Regions from separate parts of the Homo sapiens genome. Here region 2 is linked to region 1. A link is an interaction called in ENCODE POLR2A ChIA-PET data of the cell type or tissue named here. Cell type or tissue: PC-9. All regions are shown on one strand. Links, peaks and the distances in the headings refer to the core of each region. The heading gives the core; the rest is flanking DNA. Region 1 overlaps C10orf90 (chromosome 10 open reading frame 90). Region 2 overlaps C10orf90 (chromosome 10 open reading frame 90).

What was found. Peaks named below come from ENCODE experiments on the same cell type or tissue, not always from the same donor. Only the 100,000 strongest peaks of a DNase experiment are listed, where the experiment ranks them.
Region 2: POLR2A ChIA-PET joins it to region 1 with 5 read pairs; 2 of 35 experiments call an interaction of 5 or more read pairs at or near these places.

The regions. Positions count from the first base shown.
Region 1 is chr10:126,455,842-126,461,217 of GRCh38, reverse strand. C10orf90 (chromosome 10 open reading frame 90) reads left to right here. Exons shown (of 10, transcript NM_001350921.2): 7 at 2,001-2,178. It overlaps LOC728158 (a long non-coding RNA gene), which reads right to left. Exons shown (of 7, transcript NR_148989.1): 6 at 4,268-4,494; 7 at 261-2,203. Among named protein-coding and RNA genes, the nearest start is that of LINC00601, 37 kb to the right of the region's middle. RefSeq lists an enhancer at 427-1,626. In PC-9, for the core only: no CTCF peak of the experiment used is centred there; DNase peaks (open chromatin) are centred at 957 and 2,557; H3K27ac peaks cover 2,348 bases.
Region 2 is chr10:126,638,390-126,643,765 of GRCh38, reverse strand. All of the region lies in intron 2 of C10orf90 (chromosome 10 open reading frame 90), which reads left to right. Among named protein-coding and RNA genes, the nearest start is that of C10orf90, 30 kb to the left of the region's middle. In PC-9, for the core only: no CTCF peak of the experiment used is centred there; no DNase peak of the experiment used is centred there.

The DNA.
Region 1 (5,376 bases), core at 116-5,115:
AGATAATGACACTGACTCCTCCAGGTTAGAATGAAGATCAAATACTATCAGTAGTGACAGTGACAGCAGCAGTGATGGATGCTCCAGCATTCCACAGGTCACTTCCTAGGCATCAGTGCCTCCAATCCATGCAAGGCTCCCAGGAGGTAGGAGCATATAGGGGCTCCAGATCTCAGTGTCTTCAGATGAGGACACTGAGCCTTTGAGAGGTGAAGTTGGCCAAGGTCACATGGTCATGAATGGAGGGATAGGAAAGTTTTAGTTTGGCATCTTTTCCCAATTGTTTTATAAAATGTAGTATGCACACATTTTATAAAGTTTAAAAAAATACAGAGAAATAAAAATTAGGAAGGCAAACAACCTCAGAGGAATCCTCTGCTAACTGTATTGCACAGCTAGCCACACCTTCTTGGAAGGCACTTAATAAGGTTGCAAATCTCCCTGCAGTTGCAGTTGTGGAGATGGCTCCATTGGCTGGCTCCTGTACCCAGGGGGCCTCGGTGGGACCTGGGTGAGGCATTCATGGTGCCCCCAAAGTCTCTAAGGCCATTCTTGGTGGGGTGGACAGCCAAGGCAGCAGCTAAACCTGAGCCACCAGGCTGTTCCTAGGGGTTATCTCTTTAGGCATGGAACTCTCTTGAAGCTTCAGCACATCCAGTGACTTGTACCTTGTGGTTCTCTGTTCCTGGTGGCTGGCACCATGTGGGGAGCTGGCCAAGAAGACTTCTCCCCCAGTGTAGCTGCCAGGGACACATATGTGATACAGACTGAGCCCACACTTCTTCCGCCTGGGCACTCTGAGCTCCCAAGGAAGAGGAAGGGGGCAGAGGAAAGTTTCAGTCATGGCAGCATGCCCAGTGAGCCTTTGCTGAGCATATACATGCAGGACTCCTACTGTGTGAGTGATGCATTGTCAATGAGACATGGCCCATGACTTCCTGGAGCTCACAGCCTAGCACGGAGGTAAACATATGACTCACTGTTGCTCAAGCCCATCGGTGAAGCACCATGCTCTGGCTCAACAGGGCATTTCAACAGGGATTCCTGGGGTAGATGGAACTTGAGCCAATGGCTATGGGTGGTACTTCAGGCTGGGGACAACTTGAGCAGAGACACTCAAGGAATAGGAAGTTAAGACCATAAAAGGCAGTGCAGGAAAAGAATGGGGTTCCCGTGGATAGGGTGTTACCATGTGATCTACCAAACTACCATGAGCCTCAGTTTTTGCATCTGTCAAATGGAAAGAAATATTCCTGCCTTCCTGAACAGTTGTGGGACTCCACGAGGTGATGAATACACATCAAGCACCTAGCCCGGCATCTGGGATGGAGCAGAATGGCAGTTAGTCTTGTTCAGGAGACTTGTGTGGGTGGCTTAGTGCATGGAGGTGGGAGTGGAGACATAGGGACTTCTGACATGGTTTGTGGAGCTCACAGAACTTTCTGTATAGGCAAAGGTTTCCTCCCAGCTCTTTCTACCCAGGAGGAGGAGCTGTTTCCTTCAGCCGCAGTTGTGGTGCCTCCTGAAAGAGCACGTTTTTCACGCTGAGTGGATGATCTGTGTCTGTGCTTCTTGGGGCTTCCAAGTGCAACAGAAGCAAGTGACTCAGCACCTCCATGCCCTCCACTCCCATGTCTCTTTGGAATACAGAATGTAGGGCTTTTGGATCGTCTTTTGGGAACAAATGACTCAGCAGGGTAGAAAGATGAATGGGCAGACGTTGCCTCTGCACTCCCAGCTTTGATGCCAGTTGCCGGTCAATCCTGCTGCAGCAGGGGCCTCGGCGCTGGCCAGGCCTGACCCCCAGGACCTGTGTTGTCAACATGCCTGTTACCTTCTTTACACAAAGATGTGCAAGAAAAGCGTGACGTACTTTTGCACCGTGGCTTTTGGTCTCTGAGTGTTGTGCTTGCCATCGGCTTCTTGGCTGCATCAGACAGATGCGTTGCCTTTCTGTGTCACTGCTCTTAAAAATGACGTATTTTCTTTGCTTTGCATAGGAAGCACTGGAAGTTCGTAAGCCTCAGTTCATTTCTCGCTCACAAGAACGGCTGAAGAAGCTTGAACACATGGTCCAGCAGAGGAAAGCCCAGCGGAAGGAGGACCTGAGGCAGAAGCAGAGCCTCCTTCCCATCCGCACCAGCAAGAAGCAGTTCACGATTCCCCATCCTCTGAGTGGTAAGCTGCAGGTGGCTTGTGGAGACTGGAAAAGACCAGGGATGGGGGGTTCCTGGAGCTGGAGGCTTCACTCAGGGGTGATGGCTCCAAATGATGCCACTGACATACGCAGAACCTGTTATGGCTCCAAGTGGCTGACCCTCAGCATCATAAATCCTGTTCTTGGAGCCAGCCCATTTTGAGAGATCACATATGGGCATTGAGCTCAGCAGAAACAACTTGGGACACCAATTTACCATTACAGCTGGGACAGAAGCCACACCACTGTAGCAGCCAGGGTAGCAAGTTCAAATTCTTGGCTCCTAATAGATATTTGCAAGAGATCCCCTTTGCCCTTTATAGATTGCAAAACAGATCTCGGGGTGAGAGGTTGACTCCAGCTTGTCTATATCAACATTCCTCATCTTGAAACCCCTTTCCTGCTGTGAGCTCAGAGAATACATGGCTGGCTTCCCAGCACTGTGAGGCCAGTGTCACACTGATCCTGTGAGGGAGGGCACTTACTTACTCACTGGAGAGGGAGTTATCAAGACCCTTCTCTGGGTGCCATGCTGGGAGCAAGACTAACCTCAGTCCCTTCTTCATGGAGCTTATAAACAGACTATTAAACTAGCAAGAATAACAAAAAGAAATGAGGGTAAGGATGGGGGACATCAGAGCACATACTTAGTGCCTGCCAACCCAAATCTTAAAATCTAGAGGCCTGGAGAAACCCCAGTTTTATTCCTTTGGATAGAGGAATGAGAACTTTCTTCCTAGGAAAATGTTTTGGCCCCTAGGAGGTGAAATCATGAGTATAACTCAGAATAAAAGTCTTTTGGGGAAATAACCATGTTCAATAAAGTGCAGCTTAGCAAACATTACCAAGATCTTATTCTGGGTGCCTGGGGGACTGAGGAAAATGGTGTTGTAATAGAATTCCTGTGAATCTCCCCAGTCTATGGGCAGGCTAAGTCTCCTTCTCTCCACCAGAACTCTGCTGGTGGAGCTGTCTAAAGACCTCGGGGAAGGATGAATTTGAATGCATCCTTCCCTGTGGCTAAATATTTGACAAGACACCTGCTGCTCCCTCCTCATGACAAGTTCCAGTATACTAACGAAAGGGGATGTGCAAAGAGCTCCCCATGGGAAAATGTGTCTCTAACCAGTGCTATAAGTCCATTGGCAGATAAAGGTTCAATGGGGATATAGTTTCCAGGAAGCTTTTTCATCTCTGGCCTAATAAAGAGAAAACTGGGTTCAGGCACAGACTTCTCAAGTTGCTGTGAGGACCAAAGCCAGCACCAGGAGACCCCTGGGGCCTTCAGTGCCTCCACTGGCCCTGGGCAGTGTTGGGTGATGGTGCCCAGGCTGTGTGGGCCCCTCAGCCTCAATAGTTCTGAAGATGCTACTTGAGAGCATGGTTAGTTACCAAATTTGTGGTAGGCAATTATAGAATGATGCCACTTTAGAGCTCAAGACTCACATACACACACAAAATGGCACGGAGGGCTTCCTTTTCAGTCAGGTCCCTTCACTTTGGGAAGAAACAGAGACCCAGAGACCTTAGGGAACCTGTTCAGTGTGGTGCTGCACTGAGCTTCTCCTCTTCTGGGCCAGCACCTCCCGGCTGTGCCATTCTGCCAGCCACAAGTGGTCTGGAACACCATCATCCCAAGCGCCAGAGGCAATGTGGCCTTGGCCATCTGTACTGATTTCCTAGGGCTGCTGTGAGAAATCACCAAACACAGGGGCTTAAAAGAACAGGAACTGGCAGGGCCCAGTGGCTCACACCTGTAATCCCAGCACTTTGGGAGGCCAAGATGGGTGGATCTCTTGAGCCCAGGAGTTCAAGACCAGCCTGGGCAACATGGAGAAACCCTGTCTCTACAAAAAGTACAAAAATTGGCCAGGTGTGATGGTGCATGCCTGTAGTCTCAGCTACTTGGGAGGCTGAGGTGCAAGGATCACCTGAGCTTCGCTAGGTCATGGCTGCAGTGAGCCATGATCACACCACTTCACTCCAGTCTGGGCAACAGAGCAAGACCCTGTCTCAGAAAAAGCAAAATACAAAAGCAAAAACAAAAACAAAACAAGCCCAGAAACTTACTTTCTTGCAGTTCTAGAGGCCAGAAGTCAAAACCGAGGTTTCCACAGGGTTGGTTACTTTCTAGAGGCTCAGTGGTCAATCCCGTGTCCAGCCTCCCTCCCTGCTCCTGGCGGCTTCCTGCAATCCTTGATGTTCCTTGGTTTGTAGATGCGGCACTACAGTCTCTGCCTCTGTCTCCACATGGCCATCCTCCCTGCGTCTGTGTCTCTATGTTCAAATTTCCTTTTCTCATAAAGACAGCAGTCATTGGATTAGGGCTAACCTCACCAGTCTGACCTCATTTTAACTTGATTACCTCTGCAAAGACCCTATTTCCAAAGAAGTCACATTCAGAGTTATGGGGGATTAGGACTTAAACATATCTTTTTGTTGGGGCGACATCATTACACTCATTATATCATTCAACTGTGGTGTTTGCCCGAAACAAATATCCTTACAAGTTCACATTCTTTTAAATGGAAGTCTTAAAATTGTATGTAATAAAAGGTAACCAGGCTCAGTTCAGAATGTTAACTGAGTACCTTTTACTCCCCACATTCCAAGACAGTCCTGGCAAGCAGCATGCTCTCAAAGTGGGACTTGGCCAACGTGGGTTTTATGGCCACCCTGACCATCCCTGCCGTATTTATGTGTCGATGAGAGCTTTACTTTTGGGTTCGTTTGTGTTAGGTCAGTGAAATCAGACAGCCTCTGAAACCAGAGCCTCATACAAGCTCGGGCAAGTGAGAAGAAATGTTTAAGGCCCTATTAAACAAGTCTGCAGTACACATCTTGTCTTCAGCCTGTCTGCTGGCAAGATGATAAAAGCAAAATGCAGATGTTTTTCTTACTTGCTAAATTAGTTCATAAATCATATGCGTGAACGAGCTTTGGCTACAGTGTCAAGGCGTCTGTTAAAAAGAAGACTCCTATTTGCTTTTGGTGCTGGGGTAGCTGCCTCTGATCGGGGCTTGTCAAGCAATCTTGGCTCAGGAGCAGAACCTGAAAGGTTCAAGTGGGAGCCCCGGCAGCTGACAATGCCAGAGAAGCCAGTCCCTGGACTTGCAGGGGATGACTGTGTTGAGTCAGGGGACCCGCTGTACTTCATGGTAGCTAGTGAATTCTGAGCA
Region 2 (5,376 bases), core at 62-5,061, 180 kb before region 1:
TTTAGGTCAAACTCTGGGTTTGGAGACCAGAAACCCACTATTGTAGACAAAGGGAAACTGTTGTAAGGAAACCAGTGAACTTCATGGGAAGATGAGGCACTGGGGTGTAGAAAGACAGGAACCAAGGTTGCTACTTGGGCCCTGGCAGCAAGAGCGTGCGGACCCTTACCTGGAACTGCTGGGTCAGGCGCCATGCTGACCCGACCATCAGTCAGGAGGCAAGGTCAGATATTAGATGTACAACTTCCAGAGGCCCAATCCTGGGGGTGATGAGCTAGTGGGGCAATGTTCTAGAAGGAATCCGTGGGCCAGGCATGTATCTCAAAAGGCATAAGTAGGCCCGTAGAATCTCCAGCTTGGGAGGGGCCACAGAGGTCCTTCTGTCTAGCTTCTCTGAGATGTCTGATGTTTTAAACCCCTCTTCATCATCCCCATGCAGGAATGGGGAAGACCCTGTGGAGTGGGCTGGCCACATAGTAAACTCCAGGGACAGGGGACTCACTCTGTTTTAAGGCAGCCCATGGTGTGCTCACACAGCAGGGATTTTTAGAAAGCTTTTCAATGGCATTAAGCCAAAATAAATCAGCCTTCTCACCTATTTTTAATCTGTATTTATTAGGTAGGCAAAGAGGAACAATGAAGTATTTTGAAGTTGCTGGAATACACTATCTGATCCAAGTGCTAGGAAGACAACTCTGTTGTGATATTCCAGGTGGCGGGTAATGTGGGTTTAGGTGGAGCAGTGGCTATGGTGGCTAGAACTTCTGGAGCCCTAGAAATTAGTCAAATTATTTACATGCTGTTGGGATAAGGGAAAAGTTAAAGATGTTCCTGGATAGATAGTGCTGTCATTCATAAGGTAGGGAACTCAGGATCCAGGAGGCTTATGGGGTTAGCGGGGTGCTGGTGGGAGGATCCTGAGTTTGTGGTGTTTGGAAACTCTACGTGTGAGAGGTCAATGTGACCTCATCTGCTCCAGATGCTCGCGAAGCAGCTGGCAGTGTGGCATAGAGATCAAGAGACAGGTCAGGGTTGTAAATCTTGATATCATCATGGTGTACACGAGGGTGGTATGAGAAACCATGAGAATGGCTGAGATTACAGCGGGAGAGAAGATATGAGTTGGGAAGAGGATGGAGCTGCAAAACCAGGAGGAGCCACATGTGTGGGGTGGGAAGAGGAGCACTGTCCTGAAAACCACAGAGCAGACATCAGGGTTTTGTATTTTTTTTTTGAGATGGAGTCTCGCTCTGTCGCCCAGGCTGGAGTGCAGTGGCGCGATCTGGGCTTACTGCAAGCTCTGCCTCCCGGGTTCATGCCATTGTCCTGCCTCAGTCTCCCGAGTAGCTGGGACTACAGGCGCCCGCCACCACGCCCGGCTAATTTTTTGTATTTTTAGTAGAGACGGGGTTTCACCATGTTAGCCAGGATGGTCTCGATCTCCCGACCTCGTGATCTGCCCACCTTGGCCTCCCAAAGTGCTGGGATTACAAGCGTGAGCCACCGCACCCAGCCTTGTCTTTTAAATTGAAGTACGTAGTGCCAGCGTTGACCTTGCCATCAATTAGCGATTCATCTTTGGAATGGTCCTTCCACTTCCTCATTTCTTGGTTTGCTCTTAAACAAGGGTGCTTTTGGATGCTGTGATCTTTATGAAGCTGCTCTAAACTTCAGTGATGCGGGTGGTAGCCTCCAGCAGCAGCTCCATCAGTGGGGTATTTGTTCCAAACAGGGTGCATAGAGCCCAAGCAGGAAATCAGAATTGAATGTCATCTCTGAATTTTCATTTCTGCATCCTTCATTTTCACAATGAAGCTATTCACCTCCTCAGTCACTGGAAATTCCAAGACTGGGAAGGGTGGGGAGTGGATTTCTTATAGTTAAATTGTCCTCCTGGCAGGGCCTTTGAAATCTGTTGGCCTGTGTAAAAGATTAGTTTACTATGATTAATAGGATCTGAACACGAAAGGAGAAAACAAATGTAGGAAGGGTGACTATTCTGTCCAAACTCACATCTGCTTTTAAAATCAGAGAGAGGTAAAAAGTCCCTTTCAGATCCCCATTCTGCATGTTACAAAAAGATTTTGTAACATTTCCCCATCACTGTGCTACCTGTCTGCCGATGAGACTGCTTGGTCTATGGATTGAGGGCGATTGGAAGTCAGGTGTCTAGTTCAGCCATTTCTGGGGAAATCATTTAGGGGAAATGTAAATAGAGAGGGAAATGATGAAGGTCACTTGGAACTTTTAATGACTGATTCACTTGGTTTAGGGAAAAAGGAGCGGGCGGATGGCGGGGGGCGTGGAATTTTCTCCCTTCTGATCGATTTAACCTGACCTTTACAACCTTCAGTTTTTAAACTTTGATTGATGAGTGGGATAAAGTAATTATATTTCACTTAAAACTTGAGGATGATTGTTCTTTTATTCCAGATTTTACAAAAGCAGTGATTTGCTTCCTTCATAACAACAGTTTCTATTTCATTAGTACTGAATTAAACCATTAGTTGCCCCAATAAACCCTATACCCTTCGTCATGATTCAAGGAAGGGTTGTTCTAGGATCCCTTAAAAACATCCCAGAACCTGGTGCGAGTTACATTTATTTTCTCTTCCAGAAGAAGCCACTTGTAAATGCAGCTTCTCTGTTAACAAGGTATAGAAGGGACACCACATTTATCTGTTTACTTTCCCTGAAACACCTGGTTTTTAGGAAGGCTCTAATTTTTGGAATTTCAGTGTGTGGATTATCTTTTGTTACAGAAACCGTTTCATTGTACCTCACTCCATCTGCCTCCTTCCCATAGATTTCTCCCTGCCCATGGGAGAAGCCATGTATTCAACAATTTATAAGAGTATCTCCAATCAATGCAACTTCTCCAATCAAAAATCACATCAGTCCCCAGAGGACAAAATATAAGCTCCTTGGCATAGCATTTAGTGCCTTTCCCCCTCAGAGTCTGATTTATCCTTCTGGGTTTTTCTCCAGGTCCATGGCCTCGCAAGTGCTCTGCACCCAGCCCTTGCCTATCTCTCTCCTTGTCCAGAGACTCTTCTGTCTGAAAACCCTTCTATATGTTTCTGTTGATAAAACTCTTTCTTTTGACTGAAGCTTGATTCAACCTGCCCCACCCCACCCCAGGTCTCTCCAGGGCATTTTGTTGATTGCACAACCACAACCACAATCCTTTCACGTGACCTTGCTGACTTATCCTTTTTCCCTCCAGGACCGTGGGCTCTGAGTGTAGGGAACTTATTTTCTCATCTCTATGTTTCCAAGCTCAGGGATCAGCAGGGAGAAGTGGTTCAATAGACTGAATGGCATCATTTGTATGAAGAAGCTATTGGAGCCATTTCTCCTTCAGAGGCTCTCACTTTATCCTCCCAGGCAAACCTGCGGAGCAGGGTGGGAATCAGCGTGTGAGTGGCTGAGAACCCCATGGGGAAAACATCTGCCTTTCTGCTCTTCAAGAGCTTTGAGCAACAGGCTTCTGACCTGCTCCTCAGCTTCCCTTGTTGAGAGGGACAGAGGCTCCCCCAGAAGTGGCTTGGATGGGGTCTGCTTGGTGTTTACTTCAGCTAGCATTCACCCTGCCGTGCACAGCGGTGGTGGAAAAAGGCAGCATTGCTTTTCTGATCACTGGAGAATAAAACGCATTTACTCCTGCTTCCTGTGGAGGCCATAAGAGGATGCATTTGAGTCTGTTGTGCCTGCTTGGGTAGGATGTTATTAGAGAGAAAATAGACCATCCGGCCCTTGCCACTGTGTGACACCTGTGTGTCCTCTTATGAAGAGCCGCTGTGCTTCTGTGCCATCTTCTACTCTGCTTCATGGCTCCCTGGGCCTTGACCCCCAATTTTGCTGCAATCACCCACAAATAGTGCAATAAGCAACTGTTTCCCCCTCCATGAGTTTCTGCTCTAATTTGGCCTTTGCCTATCACCTGGTAACATAATCTAATTTAAAAAGTAATTGGTAAAACACTGTACTACGAAAGGAGCTCAACTGCAGATTTCGCAGTCTATATAGCTTTGTGTCAGACAGAAATGCATCAGCCAGATTTTACAGCTTCCTCTCAAAAGCATGAATGCTCAGTTACTGCCTCTTGTGTACCAAGGCAGTTGGCAACAAGACTTCATCCAGATGTGAGGAAATCAGACATCGGGGTGGACATGTGGGGGACAGTCCAGGAGGCCCCGTGTCTCATTCTCAGAAGAGTGGAATGAGGAGACCTACCCATGATTTCAATGAATTCCCCCTCTGAGGTGTTTGAGCCCTTCTACCTCGCCATGGGTGTCATGGTGGGCACCTTTGGGCATCGGTATCCTGATCTGAATAAAGGAGCCAGGTCTGAGAGACAGGCGTCTGGCACTGGTTTTTGGTTTTGCTTAGAAGGAGCACCTCCTGGGGAGATATCGTTAAGAGGCCTGAGTATCATGGCTGAGCAGCAACCGCACATCATGCGCCATGGAGACGAGATTTTCCTGCAACCACAGAGCAAGATAAATAGCTTTGAGTTGGCAGCAGTTGTCAACTGGAGGGGTGCATCTGAATCACCGATCAAGCCTACCACAGAAATAGGTCTCCAGGCCTCACCCAGGCCTGTAGCATCAGAGCCTATGGGTGTGCAAGAAGTTGTCATGAGCATCCCTGTGAAAACCACCACTCACGGTCTTTTGGAGTTTGCTGGGTTTTTAAGAAAGAAAGGTGTAATATTTGCTCATCCAAGTGATTGTCATTCCCGCATGTCTAAGAGTTACTCAGCGTAAAGTTATTCCATAAAAGGCTGTTTTAATGGCCTCCTCTTCACCCTGGTGGTGAGGGAAGGATTGCTGCTCTAGCGTGATGGAAATGCCCACACATGATACCCAGCACTGGACAGTTGAGGTCAACAGCTGTTTATTAGCCACATACGCTCATGGCTCCAGGGAGGAGGGCTCCGTGAGGACTGCACTGAGGAACCGTGTGAACACATTGGGTCTGTGGGAGGCAGGCTTTGTAGTAAAAAGAGGGCGGGGTGACTTTGGTTTCCTGTGATCCCATGATAAGGAGGGCTGTTTGGCTGGGGGAGCTTATCTGAGGGAGCAGCATGGGAGAGGAAATATGATAGGCCATCCAAGGCCCTCATCATTTTCCCCAGATGTCAAGGCACAGGTCATACTGGACCTCGATGTTAGGCCTTTCACCAGGAGGGCCTGGCAGGGGGAGAGAGAAGATGTAGAGGAGTGGGCAGAATGAGACCAGCTGGGACCCAGGGATCAGCACAGCTGCTGATCCAGATGTGCTAGAAGGTGTGACAGAAAGTTGAGACTTGGCTCCTAGGGGCATGGTGAGAGGCAAGTGTGGACACCAACCAGGCAAGAGGCAGTGTCAGGG